Regions from separate parts of the Mus musculus genome. Here region 1 is linked to region 2. Evidence: chromatin loops called from intact Hi-C (ENCODE). Cell type or tissue: heart. All regions are shown on one strand.

Region 1 (2,500 bases), 200 kb after region 2:
CAGTCTGGCCCAGGCCACCTGTCGCTCCCTCACTCTGGTTACCTGGAGAATGTACAAGGAGGGGCGAGGTTATTCATCACTGTCTAGGGCTCAGGAATTCAGGCGAAGGGAACAGCAGCTGTCCCCACTTATCACTGACCCCAGCCTGGTTCCCTATCTTAGATGGGGGAGGGCACTGATGCCTGGAGAAACAGCACCTTTGCCCAGACCGGAGAAAAACATCGGAGAAAACCCCGGACGCACCAGGCTCTGTGTTTACAGAGTAAAGTTGCTGTGGAGGAACAACCCGGATTGAGCAATGGAACATTCCGAGGAGATGCGGCTGTCTGGAAGATCTAAGCCCTCATAAGCCTATGTACTGATTTCCTGCCTCACACTCCCGTAAACAGGCTAAAGGGTCAGAGTCTATGTTTTCTTCACTGATAACCTTAGCCCTGTGGGAGACAGGTCACGAGATGCAGGGGACATCTTTGGACAGATAAAGGTCTGAATCTATCTTTCCAGAGAACTCCTGGCAGATAATAGTACTCTGGCCCACTGTCTGTCCCCTCCTATCCTTGAGTCAATTCAGACAACATGGCTGGTACTGAAACCTCCTCTCCCTGCTAAGAACTTAGCTTAGGTGGGCTTTATGCCACAGTCCTACCTCCATCTACTTCCCATAAGACCCCAGTGACATCCTAGACCTTTAATCTCTTCCACTTAAGCCAGGCCTCTACCTCCCCAAAACTGCCTAAGGAGGTCAGGCTCAAATGCTGACTGCTCTTTATTAACAAGCCACCTAGCATCTTCCCCCACAGAACATTTTCACTTCCCAGGCCTGGCTTGTCTTTCGCAGCCCTTATTCAGGACACAAAGCTAAGCATGGAACAATCTCTGCCTCATGGCAAGGGCATGTGAACTTTCTTCCAGGAATTTGTCCTGGGCAGGCCGGTGTGAAGGTAGGAAGATTCGAAACCCCGAAAGGGGAGTTCCTGAGGGATTAGGGTTCCAAAGACAAGAGAAGGAAGGAGTGGGTCTCAAAGGTGGGAAAAGAGGGGTTTTGACAGGTGAGGGACTCAGAGATGGAGTTCCCTTTTTCTAGTACCTTCTCTATTTTTCAAACTCTGTCTCCCTCCAGTGGTCCGTTTGGAAATTGCAGTCTCAAGGCTGACCCAGCCATGAGCCTGCTGCCCAACAATCCAACAACAGGCGGAGTTCTGGAGTCTGTCTATTTGCAGTGTTGGCTGGGTCTGAAAGAAGCCAGGAATGCACCTCCACCCCCTTTCTGTATACTGTCTGTCCCAAGATGGAAAATCAAATTATCAAGTCTATCCTTAAGCTTTTACTTCTGGGTGGCCTTCTTGGATGACTTGCTAGTCTTGTCTCACAGTATTGGCTGAAATTGGCATTTGAACTCAGGTTATTTATGTGCATCTAATTAATTACGTGCACTCCATGAAACACTAACCTAAAACAGAATTTTCCAACAGCTTCTCCTTTATGTGTTGTGCCAAGGCTAAGTAACAGGATGGGCATACAGGAGGCACTTAATAATTGTCCATCGCAATGGCGGTAGTGTTGAGAATGAAAGCTACAATTTCCTGAGCACCTGTTATGCTCCAGGTGCTTTGTATACATTCTTTCACACAAAATTGATTTTATATACAGATAAGGAAGTCAGGGCCCCCTTAAGTTAAGCAACTTAAACATCATCTGGAGAAGTAGAAGTTGAGGTTTGACACAGGCCTCCCTGGCTTTTAGCTACAGGCATCTCAGTCTTCTAAGTGACAGATGTATCCTTTGTCCTTGAAAAGGTACAAGGATGAACTACAACTCAGTTCCTAACAACACAGCTGTCGTGAACCCCAGTCAAGCTTGTGGGGTGCAGTACACACAGTAGCTTGCTGTGTATAATGTCTCCTGTCTCCCATCACTGGGCAACTCTGCTGTGTCTTTTGTCATTAGCACACAGACAAATCCCAGCTACATACTCAATCTCCCAGATGCTGCCAAACGAGCAGCTGGTCAAGTTAAAGACTCCTACAGTCAGCTGACCCAGGGAAAGGTCAAGACTCCAGGGCTAAGGAGAGTGAGTCCCTTGGAAGTCTGTTCAAGACTCCCAAGGATCAGCGTGGGTCAGTCCAGCTCACAAACCCTGCTGGCCCTCTCTGGAAGTCTGCCATGTTCTGAGTCCTGAAACCTAATAGACCAAGAAGAAACAGATTTGGTAATATATACTGGCAATTACAGCCATTGAGATATGAAAACAGGAGAATCAGAGGTTCAGTTTCATCCCTAGATACACACTGAATTTGAGGCTAGTGTAGCTAAGAGGTGGAGGGGAGAGAGACGGAGAGAGACAAACACAGAGGCAGGGACAAGGGTGGAGGCAGGAGCAGGGGCAGGGGCAGGGGCAGGGGCAGGGGCAGGGGCAGGGGCAGGGGCAGGGGCAGGGGCAGGGGCAGGGGCAGGGGCAGGGGCAGGGGCAGGGGCAGAGGCAGAGGCAGAGGCAGAGGCA
Region 2 (2,500 bases):
GACAACACAGACAGGACTTGTACCAAAGGACCTTTCTAAACAGGTCCACTTCCCCTGTATCCTTTCTTTTCTACGACATCTGGTGGGTGGTGGGCTATAAAGGAGGTTAAAGTGTTTAAGAACCATCATTAAAAATAGATTTTGAAAAAATAAAGTTACAGTTATATGTATGGCCAGAGACCCAGAGAGTCCAGGAGCAACTAACTATTCTACTATTCTGTTCTTCAACTAACTATTCTTACCTATTCCAGGTAAGTTCTAGAACAATGATGAGAAGTATTTTAGGAGCAGTAGGCTGAGTTGGTACTCTCAGCCGAGTGCTGTGGGCCCAGGCAAGCAGTTAAGAAAACTCTAACAGGGAAGTCCATCCGGAGGTAGAACAGCTTTGTGGCTGACAACTGACTGCAGCCAGACTTCAGTGAAGGATGGGACAATTAGCTAATCTGACTGTGCCTTGTTTCCCTTATCTGTAAAATGGGCAATGATAGTCATTTACCACAATGGCAAGTTTTGTTGTTTGTTTTGAGGAAGGGACTCTCTAGTCCTAAACGGTGACGTTAGAAGTGTACCACCATCTCCGGCTTGTCCCACTTATAACCAGTAATGGTTCCCTTTTGTAACCTCAGGGGCCGCTATTAACCGAGCCAGTGCCCTTTGATACTACATGATGTCTACTGGGAAACAACTTGCTGCTCACAAAGCCAGCCTCCAAGTTGTGGTCCTAAATGAGTAGAAATCTCCCAGTAGACACCCCGCCCTGCTCTGCTCACATACCATGGCCCCCAGTGAGCCAGTAGCTTTATATGTGTGTCCTGAGCAAGTCGTGCTCAAGGCCTTGGTGGTAGTTCTGAAAAGCAGAGTCTATGGTAGAGTAAAGACTCCCCATTGCTGTTCATAAGGAGTGGAAAGTTTAGAGGGCAAAGAGGACGTAGGGCCGTGCTCACCTTCTGTCGCTGGCTGGCAGTGGGCTTTGCTTATTCCACTACAATAACAACTGCATGAAGGCAGGTTTTGAAGGGTTTTTTTTTCTTTCTTTTTTCTGTATTCCCTGTCCTTAGGTTAGTGCTGGCTCATAGTAAGGTGTTTAATAATACAGGTTAAATGAACGAATGAACAAAGGAGTAAATTTGTCGAAGGTTTCCTCAAACTTTGACTGCAAATCTCAAGTCCACAGAGACCAGCTTCTTCTCATCCCTGGGGACAGAACAGTGAGTGTGGAGAGAGCGCCTAGGAATAGGCACAGGGCCGTTGTGAGTTCTGCTGGCCCTAGGACCAGGGCAGAGGCTCCCAGCTGCAGGCCAGAGGAGCCTGGAGCTTGTCTGCACTTGCTCAGTGGGCTGTGCTGGCTGCTGGTGGAGGTGGCTGCCCAAGGTCTTTTGGCTGGAGCGCAGCTCCCACTCCCTCCCCCGGCCCCGCCCATCAAGGAAGCGGCAGTGTTGGCTCCGAGAGAGGAGTCAGGCAGGGAATCCCAGCCCCTCCCAGCTCTAGACTGGATCCAGAAGGGCCTGGCATGCTTCTAATATTGAGCAGCAAATTCAATCAGGCAGATGAGAATTCCTATTATTTTAATATATTTAGAAGAGAGTTTAAGGTGGATTTTGTTCCATGCTGTATATTTTTACAACATGAGGTCAGGCCACTTTGATAAATGCTGTAATGGAAGCAAGAGGGGGCCTTGGGAAAGGGTAAGAGAATGAGCCGAAAAAGGGAGGGGGTGGTGGAGAGAGAGAGAGAGAGAGAGAGAGAGAGAGAGAGAGGACAGAGACAGGGAGACAGTCATGGGGATGGAGAAAGGCAGAAAGGGAAGGGGAAAGAGAGCGACCGCATGTGTATCTATCTCCAGCTTGTCTTTTCCACATATGTCCATGACTCCATGTGTGTCTCTGCGTCTGTTTGTTGTTTGAGTAGACAAATCCATTTGGGGATAAATAGGATGATTTTCCCACCTGCAGGAAGCGAGGCGGCCAAAGGCTGATTGGGAGTGCTTTACTCCGCTGCTCTCAGAGGCCCTGGGCAAGGACTCAGATTGCTCCTGAGGCCAGCCAGCAAGGCTTCTCTTAGAAATGGAGATGCAGGCTTGCTGCCAGAAAGGCAGGGCCAGTCCAGAGAGCCTGAAAGGCCTGCGCCTCAAGTAATCCTTGCCAGGAGAGGGGCCCTGGACCCCAGAGGCCATGCTGTCTCACTCATTGTGAAACGCCCTTCCTTCTGTGGTGGGCAACAAACACGGGAGCAAGAAGGCGCTGGAGCCCAGGCACTCACGTGGGAAAGTCCTCAAGCCTGGAGGCTGGGGTGGAGGTGGCAGTGGTGGTTAAGATGACCTTCAGAGGACTTTGTAAGCCCAGAAATATTTGGCTAGAAGCTTAGGTAAAGTATGGAATGGGGTTCCCAGGTTCTGGAAGACTTTCTAAGGCTCAGAATCCCTGGGAAGAACCCAACTTGTTGATGCTGCCACTGAAATTCCCTTGGCTCAACTTGTGTCTGCCTAGTGACCTAGAGCACC

What was found. Peaks named below come from ENCODE experiments on the same cell type or tissue, not always from the same donor. Only the 100,000 strongest peaks of a DNase experiment are listed, where the experiment ranks them.
Region 1: a loop joins it to region 2, with 3 times the contacts of the local background. A loop is called at or near these places in 3 of 42 quality-filtered maps.

Annotation. Positions count from the first base shown.
Region 1 is chrX:99,128,917-99,131,416 of GRCm38, reverse strand. No RefSeq gene overlaps it. Among named protein-coding and RNA genes, the nearest start is that of Efnb1, 5.9 kb to the left of the region's middle. In heart, a CTCF peak has its summit at 1,127; no DNase peak of the experiment used is centred here; H3K27me3 peaks cover 848 bases.
Region 2 is chrX:99,325,256-99,327,755 of GRCm38, reverse strand. No RefSeq gene overlaps it. Among named protein-coding and RNA genes, the nearest start is that of Gm30704, 8.2 kb to the left of the region's middle. In heart, no CTCF peak of the experiment used is centred here; DNase peaks (open chromatin) are centred at 1,395 and 2,065; H3K27ac peaks cover 1,794 bases; H3K27me3 peaks cover 302 bases.